Linked DNA regions of Homo sapiens: all the other regions are linked to region 3. The links are chromatin contacts, found by Hi-C or POLR2A ChIA-PET in ENCODE. All regions are on one chromosome and are shown on one strand. Each heading gives the region's core, a stretch centred on a gene start or an enhancer-like site at or near the end of the contact. The rest is flanking DNA. Distances are from core to core; before and after follow the strand shown.

What was found. Hi-C counts contacts between places; a loop is a spot of excess contacts on that map. ChIA-PET counts read pairs that join two places held with the same protein, here RNA polymerase II (POLR2A). Pooled maps may share reads with other maps.
Region 1: a loop to region 3 is called in a map of GM12878, with 2.5 times the contacts of the local background. The contact joins two enhancer-like sites. A Hi-C loop is called at or near these places in 1 of 168 maps with a recorded cell type or tissue (GM12878), 25 of 37 single-sample maps with no recorded cell type and 8 of 50 pooled maps. POLR2A ChIA-PET finds 5 or more read pairs at or near these places in 1 of 52 experiments (OCI-LY7).
Region 2: a loop to region 3 is called in a map with no recorded cell type, with 3 times the contacts of the local background. The contact joins two enhancer-like sites. A Hi-C loop is called at or near these places in 1 of 168 maps with a recorded cell type or tissue (OCI-LY7), 18 of 37 single-sample maps with no recorded cell type and 9 of 50 pooled maps. POLR2A ChIA-PET finds 5 or more read pairs at or near these places in 3 of 52 experiments (HCT116, OCI-LY7 and activated T-cell).

What each region holds. Positions count from the first base shown.
Region 1 is chr13:33,727,342-33,730,355 of GRCh38, forward strand. No RefSeq gene overlaps it. Among named protein-coding and RNA genes, the nearest start is that of RFC3, 89 kb to the right of the region's middle. Within about 2 kb of position 1,355, at least 10 of the 41 ENCODE cell types and tissues checked have a DNase peak (open chromatin) inside an H3K27ac peak, as active enhancers do; they include GM12878 and OCI-LY7, where a contact is called at or near this core.
Region 2 is chr13:33,744,471-33,747,365 of GRCh38, forward strand. No RefSeq gene overlaps it. Among named protein-coding and RNA genes, the nearest start is that of RFC3, 72 kb to the right of the region's middle. Within about 2 kb of position 1,286, at least 10 of the 41 ENCODE cell types and tissues checked have a DNase peak (open chromatin) inside an H3K27ac peak, as active enhancers do; they include OCI-LY7, where a contact is called at or near this core.
Region 3 is chr13:33,785,826-33,788,615 of GRCh38, forward strand. No RefSeq gene overlaps it. Among named protein-coding and RNA genes, the nearest start is that of RFC3, 31 kb to the right of the region's middle. Within about 2 kb of position 1,491, at least 5 of the 41 ENCODE cell types and tissues checked have a DNase peak (open chromatin) inside an H3K27ac peak, as active enhancers do; they include GM12878 and OCI-LY7, where a contact is called at or near this core.

The sequences.
Region 1 (3,014 bases), core at 105-2,604, 59 kb before region 3:
TCCGAACTATATTTAAGTAAAGTAGTTCACTTGTGCATTTTGATAGAGTTTGATGTTTGCTTCTTCTATTTTGAGGAGGAACATGCCACCCACTCTTGGATGAAGTGGTGATTTAACTATAACTATAATACAGATATCTGACTCAACAACTGGCTGGAGTTCTGAAAGTAAAACCATGCAAATCAAGGAGATGGTAGCCAGCCTTAAATTCTCTATTGCCTCATAGTAAATTTATCTATAACATCCTTTGGAATGCTCAGATCGCTTCTAGTTATATCAAGATCATCAGTAAGTCTGCTCAAGAAAAGCCAACCTCCTCTTTCTTGGTCAAAAGGTGGGTTTAAACTTTTTAAATTTCGGTATCTAAAGGCAATTTTTAAAAAAGTTTTCAATGTTTTTGAAAGATTGAACTTTCCAGATTTAAATATTTTTTCATACTCTTAACCAAGTTGTAAAGTTCTGAGCCTGTGGAGGGGTTGGGGGTTGAAGGATAGAGTTTTCATATACCCATATGAAATGCACATACATAATCACATGCCACAAACCACAATCACTGTTAGAACTGTACAGTGTGACCTTGATAGGTACGGGCCCTGCTGGCACAGGACTTACAGATTGGTGGGGCAGAAAAATATTAAAAACTACACAAATGGCCAGATGGATACAAATATGATAAGAGCCATGAAGGAAAACATTTAGTTGAAAGCACTGCAATACAAGTGAGTCCAATATATGTCAAGTACAACACAAAGCATCTTCTTTGCATGGGTTTTACTACTTTCTAGCACATTCTTGCAGTGTTCTTAGGTAGGCAGCAATGCTGTAAGACACAGTGAGGTGAAAATTAGGAGAAAGTAGTGACAGAATATTTTTCCTCTTAATGTAAATTGTGAAGGAAAAAAATTCCTCTACAAAAATTCCCGTAGTCTAAACTCCACATTTTCAAAAGTCCTTAGAGCCATGGCAAGTTTCCATGGAGCACAGATTGAACTCTCTCATGTAGAAGAATAACCTACTTGTTTTCAGGAGAAAGGCGGGAAAAGTGCCTGAAACCACACCCACTAATGACATCAACAATTTCCAGAAGGAAGGCTCGCCCATAAAAAGGGTGCCAGCTTGGCTGGACAGAGAAAGCATGATGGTGGCCCCACCCATGATGTCAGCCCTGGGCCCTGACCGTACAGAACCTTCACACTGGGTTTCTTAAGGACCAGTTGCCATCTTGTCTCCTCCCTCCCCACAGCCCAAACTCAAATGCTAACTTTGACCTTCCTTCCTGCCCCTGCTGTGTCAGTTGGCATGTCTCAGGACTGTAGCAAAAGAAAGCTGGATTTTTTCCAGGAATAGCTTCAGTCTTGCTCAGATGAAAGGCAGGATGCCAGGGCGAGGTGATTTTGTTATTAATCAACCTTGATTTGCAGAAGATGACACAGATGCCAGGTCTGTGCTTTAAGTATCCTTTCAGCAGTGCTGAAAGTCAAATATTATTCAGCTAGGTTCTAAGCAGGCAGTTTAAATCATGCTAAAGGCTGTGCCATTTCAGTGCTAGAAACAGGAACTGAAAACGAATAATGTGCTATTGGGAAACTGCGGTGAACTCTGTCATTTTGAACCCTGAGCACCTGTTTGTACTTGTAAAGCTGAGAGTTCATGTCGAGGGAACATGGAGCTATTGGAATATGGCAGGACTGAATCTGTCCAACTTGACTTCAAGGGCATTTAAGTGAAAATTTGCTTTAAACAGTCAATGCTGAGGAGAGAAGAGACTCTGGAAATCTATAATCTAATCCTTGGGGAGCATTTCTAGTTTAATAAGTGGTAGAACACATTGCCCATCTTAGACAATCACCCATAAAAAATGTCCTGACCAAAATCCTGCTAGGCTATGCAAGTACTCCTAGTACTGAATGTCGGCTCAGTGAGTGCACACTTTGACTTTATTAATGGTGAACCATTTATCTGGACCCATGATAAGAGTCAAGTCTACCCTTTCATAAATTGATTTTGTTTTGTTTTCTAATGAAAAGTTTTAAACAATCTATATAAATGGCATATTGTCTAAATTGTAAAGTGTCGAGATGACATTTCATTTGTTTTTTGTTCTATTGAGAAATGGAAAGGTTAAGGGCTTCGGTGTCAAATGGATCAAAATTCAGACTCCAGTTTAGATACTTATGAGCTGTGCAATTCTGAGCAGTTTGCCTAACCTCTTAAAACTTCAGTTTTCAGCCGGGAGCGGTGGCTCATGCCTGTAATCCTAGCACTTTGGGAGGCCGAGGCAGGTGGATCATGAGGTCAAGAGATTGAGACCATCCTGGCCAACATGGTGAAACCCCGTCTCTACTAAACATACAAAAATTAGCTGGGCGTGGTGGCAGGCGCCTGTAGTCCCAGCTACTTGGGAGGCTGAGGCAGGAGAATCACTTGAACCAGGGAGGCAGAGGTTGCAGTGGGCCGAGATTGTGCCACTGCACTCCAGCCTGGTGACAGAGTGAGACTCCGTCTCAAAAACAAAACAAAACAAAACAAAAACTTCAGTTTTCCTCATTTGTAAAATGGAATCATTATAACAATACCTTGCACGAGCTAAAAACTTTCCTGTCACATATGCTAGAGGCCTAGCCCAGAGTATCTAAGTGCTCCATAAATGGTGGAGAGCTGCCGAAGTAGTGGGAATGGAAGTAGCAAGAATGTTATGAACAGTATTTGTCTTTCTGAAAGAGACTGCTCTTGACAAAAAGAATCATATCATACACTTCAGTGGAATTTCTCAGCATTTCTAGCATGGGGTGCAGGCAACAATCAGTGCTAGCTGAAATGTACTGACATGAATGAGTTGGGCATCAGTACATTTTCCCAGCTAGGATAATGGAGCAGGGAGGCAAGGTCACCAACTATTTTCTAGAGAGAGACATGTTAACACACACAGAGTGCTTCACTAGAAACATAGAAATAAGAACTTCCTCTGTCACAAAGGGTGTGAGATACTTGAGGGTGAAGAGGGGAGCAGTGGG
Region 2 (2,895 bases), core at 36-2,535, 42 kb before region 3:
CTTGGAAAGTCACTGATTCTTGCTGAGTTGCAACTTCCTCATCTATGTAGGGGAGAAAACTTAGTATCTTTTCTTTATCTCTCACAGTTCATGGCTGAGGCCCATAACAAAATACGGATTAGCAAGAGAAAAGCATAACACATTTATTTAATGCAAGTTTTAAGTGACATAGGCACCTTCAGTAATGAAAACTCAAAGACCCAGGGAAAAGTGTGGATTTTTATGGACAGTCATGCAGAAGTATGACTGGAGGCAAAAGGATATGATCAAGTGGTAATAAGCGGGGGGTACTTGGTAAGGCCTGCTTGTTCAGATTCCTCTTGGCCTCTCTGTGTGACATTCCTTCCCTCCAGCTATAGGACAAGACACCTGTCACATGAAAATCTTCAGGGGAGGAGGGTGGGAGTAGGTCAGAGGTAACCTTCCTAGGTTTTAAGGCCCACTTCAGGGGAGAGAGGGACAAGAGGAATTTCAGTTTCTATGTCCCACTGTAGGGGAGAAGGGGTGGGAGAAGGTCAGAGAGACTATCTTGCTTCTGAGGTTTTCTCAATTTCCTTCAGCATGCTTCACTCAGTATGTCAATATGCCACATTCTGAGGTGGCATTTTTTGCACCTCATCTTCTGTAGTGGGGCCTTTCCTCCACTTTTATTTACTTCACAGAATGATGAACATAGTGGAGGTGATGTGAACGGTAGTTACTATGCTGCTCAGCAAGAGGAAGTGGGGTAGAAGATGGAAGCAGCTTCAGGAGGATTCCAGGCAGGAAGTATATGGGATTAGAGCAGCTGGGTGGAGCAGGGAAGTCCTCCAGGGCAGGGGAGGGGCTACCACTTACAACCTCCAGTCGGAAAGACACAGCACAAAATGGATTCTTTCCAGATTTTTCTACTTGTAATTTTTTTTTAATGAGTACACAGCATTGCATTCCTGTAAAACTTTAATTTTGTTTAAAGAACAAATGCTGCCTACATTCCAGATACTGGTTCTTGCTTCCAGGAGAATACTTGAAATAGATCTTTTCATGAACAAGTGTGTTTGTGGCCAGTGCCCCCATTGGCAAGGCTGTTGAATTAAAAATCCTTAATTTTTTTTTTTTAATTTGTACTCTGTATGTTTACTGAATTACAGAAAGGTACATTCAGAACTTTTGTCTTCTTTCCAAGTGGGTGTCTCAGGAGTCAGCAGCTGCATAAATACACACACAGTTCAGTTAACTGAAATTGGGGATTAATGATGTGTGCTACACCTGCATTTTTAATCTTGCAAAAAAAAACCCATTAAGTGCAAGCATAGAGGATTACGATGAGCCACACACCTGCAGGGAACATGGTGACCTGACGACAGAAATGAGCATGTCTGCTCTGCTGCACAACCACAGGCCAGTCGTCTCCACAGGAGGAGAGTGTTTCAAAGATGCTGATGGGAGGGAGTCCATTGTTATCGTTTCACATAAAGGACAGTGGTAACTGAACATTAGAAAAGAAAAATTGCTGTTCCATTTTTCCTTTATGCAGAAATGAACAACTTATTACAAATTTAACCAGCCTCACTGCCAGCCTTCTCAGCAGTGCCAAGTGATATGAAACAGCAGCAGCAGCAGCAGCCCATGGCATACATTTGAATACACATGGTCCTGTGGCTCACCACACGTTTTGCACTCACCCTCTTTAAAACAGCTTCTGCTTAAACCCCCACTACTTCATCCTTGGGGGCTTAATGCCTTTAGCTAAAGCTAAAGCTTCCTGGAGGCAGTGACCACATCACATCCACCTTCATATCCAACATGTAGTACAGGCTTGTCCCACAACGGATGCTCATTCGGAAGGGCAAGTACTCATTAAATGCTCCATTTAGTAAGAGGACTTATAATATTGCAATGCCCTCTGTTGAATTCCTACTATTGCATTGCCAAAGATGAAACAAAATGATAATAACCAGCATTGGCAGTATTGAGAGAAATGATGAACCTATTTAGAGTTCAAAGTAGCTGTATGGAAAATGTAGGAGTTCATTGTGAAATAGAAAGTGGCTAAAGAGGAGTCATGGTACGTAGACTGTATGGCTGAGATTTCACTTTAGTATTGCCTTTTAATAAAGCAGGTTGGAGGCCGGGCGTGGTGGTTCATGCCTGTAACCCCAGCACTTTGGGAGGTGGAGGCAGGCGGATCACGAGGTCAGGAGATTGAGACCATCCTGGCTAACACGGTGAAACCCCGTCTCTACTAAAAATACAAAAAATTAGCCGGGCATGGTGGTAGGCGCCTGTAGTCCCAGCTACTCGGGAGGCTGAGACAGGAGAATGGCGTGAACCTGGGAGGCAGAGCTTGCAGTGAGCCAAGATCACACCACTGCACTCCAACCTGGGTGACAGAGTGAGACTCCATCTCCAAAAAATAAATAAATAAATAAATAAATAAATAAAGCAGATTGGAAATACCAAAAGGATTAAAATTAGCATATTTTAAAACCAGCAATTCTAAAACATCCTAAGCAACAGCATAAATCATTAATTTGTCCTAATATTTACCTACAAAGAAGTTCATTGCAGCATTGCTTATCATATTAGAAGATTGAAACTAAACGGAATGTCCAACATAAGGGGATTTGTAGAATAAAAGCATACATCTTTCCAAGGGACTATGGAATAGATATTGAAAATGTTGTAAAGGCAGAATATTTCTATATATGGAGAGAAATAAGAAAAGCGGGTTATAAAACATACAATATGGTACACATTTCCTTCTTAGGAAAAAAGAAATGAGGCCTGGGGACTATATACATAATGGTATTTATCTGTGGGTGATGGGATTATGAGTTATTTTTATTTCTCTGTTTTTGTTTATTGGTATCTTATGTTAGTCTGAAATAAATATGTATTATTGGAGTCCAGAAT
Region 3 (2,790 bases), core at 241-2,740:
ATATGGGAACTTTATCGTGGGTTTCAAGGTGGGAAATTGATTTTGTACATATAAAAGCATTTTAGCCTTTGATTAGTCTATAAATTTAATTCAATTCCTATCAAAATTCAGCAAGGTTTCTATAGACAAAAACAAGCTTATTTTAAAATGTCTATGGAAAGGCACAAATCCTAGAATAGGTAAGAAGATTTTGAAAAAGAAGAATCAAGTTGGAGGAATCATTGTACCTGATTTTAAGATTTACTATATAGCAGTTATCAAGACGGTATGGCATTGGCAGAGGGATAAATGCATAGATCAATGGGACAGAACAGAGAACCTAGAAATAAACCACACACATATGCTCAACCGATTTTAAAAAGCACTTTATGCCTCATATTAGCACAAAATCATATTTTTATTGATTTCAGCCTCTTTTGCCTCTGGGTTTTTGTTTGCAGTGCCATTTCCGCAAACTGTACATTTCTTGTCTCTTCAGAGAAACTTCACTGACTCTTCCAGCCTGAAGTAGTATCTTCTACTTCTAAGCTTAGGAAGAAGCATTTCATATTTTGGCTTCTCATTCAAGCCAGGGATCCATAATAGGAAATTAAGACATTTTAGCACTCACAATGAAAGCAAGAGACCATAGGAGAAGAAAAGCTAGGACTGCTGAGATTATTGTAGCCTGGTTTTCTCCACTGAGCTTCCAAACTTTTCTGAGAACGGTCAATAGAATGGGTTGTAAGCTCACCGAGGCAAGAGCGGTTTCTGTCTCATTCACTGCTACATGAGTTTGCCATGTGAATTGAGTGCCCATGCTGCCAGGCACTGAGCTACCTAGACACACACAATCTTTGAACCTCTGTATCCCTACTCTACCAGCTAGCAGAGAGGAGACCCTCAAATCCTACCCTCAAGAAGTATTTGTGGACAGATTGACTGAATGACTAGGCTGAGGTTGTAGAATCAGAGAAACAAAAACCACGTAGCCGGGTGTGGTAGCTCACGCCTGTAATCCCAGCACTTTGTGAGGTCGAGGTGGATTGATCACCTGAGGACCGGAGTTCGAGACAAACTTGGCCAACATAGTGAAACCCCGTCTCTACTAAAAATACAAAAATTAGCCGGGTGTGGTGGCGGGCGCCTGTAGTCCCAGCTACTCCGGAGGCTGAGGCAGGAGAATCGCTTGAACCCGGGAGGCAGAGGTTGCAGTGAATGGAGATCGCACCACTGCACTTCAGCCTGGGAGACAGAATAAGACCCGTCAAAAAAAAAAAAAAAAAAAAAAAAAAAAGAAGAAGAAGAAGAACCACATGATAGAAACTGAAACCGAAAGAGAACCCACGATAGAATATTCTTCTTCACCTCATATTTATCTAGAGTAGTCTTCCAAACCCAAAATTTATGTTTCAACTGACCTTCTATTTGATATAAAAAATGGGTCTCTGGCTACTAAACAGTTGCAGCCTGAGAGCTCAGGTCTCCAATACCATGGAGTATGAATAAAGCAGAGTGAACCCTCTTCTTTGTGATTTCCACGTGGCTTGACACGTACTAGTCCCCACTGAGTGAGGGTCACACCTTCACTAGTTGGGGCAAATATACAGTGCACTGCAGCTAATTCTAAAATGCACAAATTCCTAGAGAATGCCAAAAGTGAAAGTGTACTGCCTCAGGGTACAGCAGAGAAAATCACAAACATTTGCAGCATCACAGCACAGCACTAAGCCTGGCCGTCTGCCTGCAGCCCTCTGGTAATTGCATTCACCTCTGAAAAGGATGTGAGGGTTAATTTCTTTAGAAACATTTTTTTTTTTCGCAGATCTCCTTGGTTGTGTCAATGGTAATTTATGTAGCAAAAATTGTAAAAACATAAGTCATTGGTCAGCCATCATATAAAACTATACTTTGGGTTACCAATAAAGAGGTTGTGAATAAGCATGTTTCCAAAAACAATTCTTAAAATATTATTTTGGAGTCTATGTTTTGGTAGGATGGCCAGATAAAATACAGGATGTCTGGTTAAATCTGAATTTCAAATAATAAAAAATGTTTTACTGTAAGTATGTCCCTTTCAACATGTGGAACATACTTATACTAAAAGAGTATTTGTTGTTTTTCTGTTTTGAGAGCTGGAGGTAGAAAGGGGGAGGGCACAAGGGATCTTTTGGGGGCAACGAAAATATTCTAAATTTGGATTGTGGTGATTCTGTAACTGAAAATTTACCAAAAAAAAACTGAATTTTGCACTTCAAATGGGTGAACTGTATGATGTGTAAATTATACTTAAATGTAGCTTAGAAAATGCCCATGTTTTATTTTAGATGACCAAGGCTAATATATTTGTATTTGATGGAAAAGTTAAATATTTTTGGTAGTGTTGTTATCAGCAAATCAGGTGATTAAAAATGGAGGAATTTTTAAAATGTTACAGTACTGTATAAACACAACATAGTTTAATATTTCTCTTACTAATCCCAGCATGCATCTTTCATGATTGTATTTTGCTATTAAAATAATTCCATCTGTAATAAAATCTTGCCAGATGTGATTCTCTGCATTTTTGTCAATGGGACAACTGGACTGCAGATATTGAGTAGTTCAAGGTCACATCACGACAGGAATGGGACCATCCCACCAGAAGCTATCTGACCCCTAGCACAATGTTGTTCCAAAATACCATGTGCAATTAATGGAGAAAACAGTTATACTCATCCTTTTTCACCCATTAAAAAAATTTTGTACTATAATAAAAATGTGCAGATGGAAATAAAAGCACCAAGGTAAGATGATGTCAAAATGACTGCA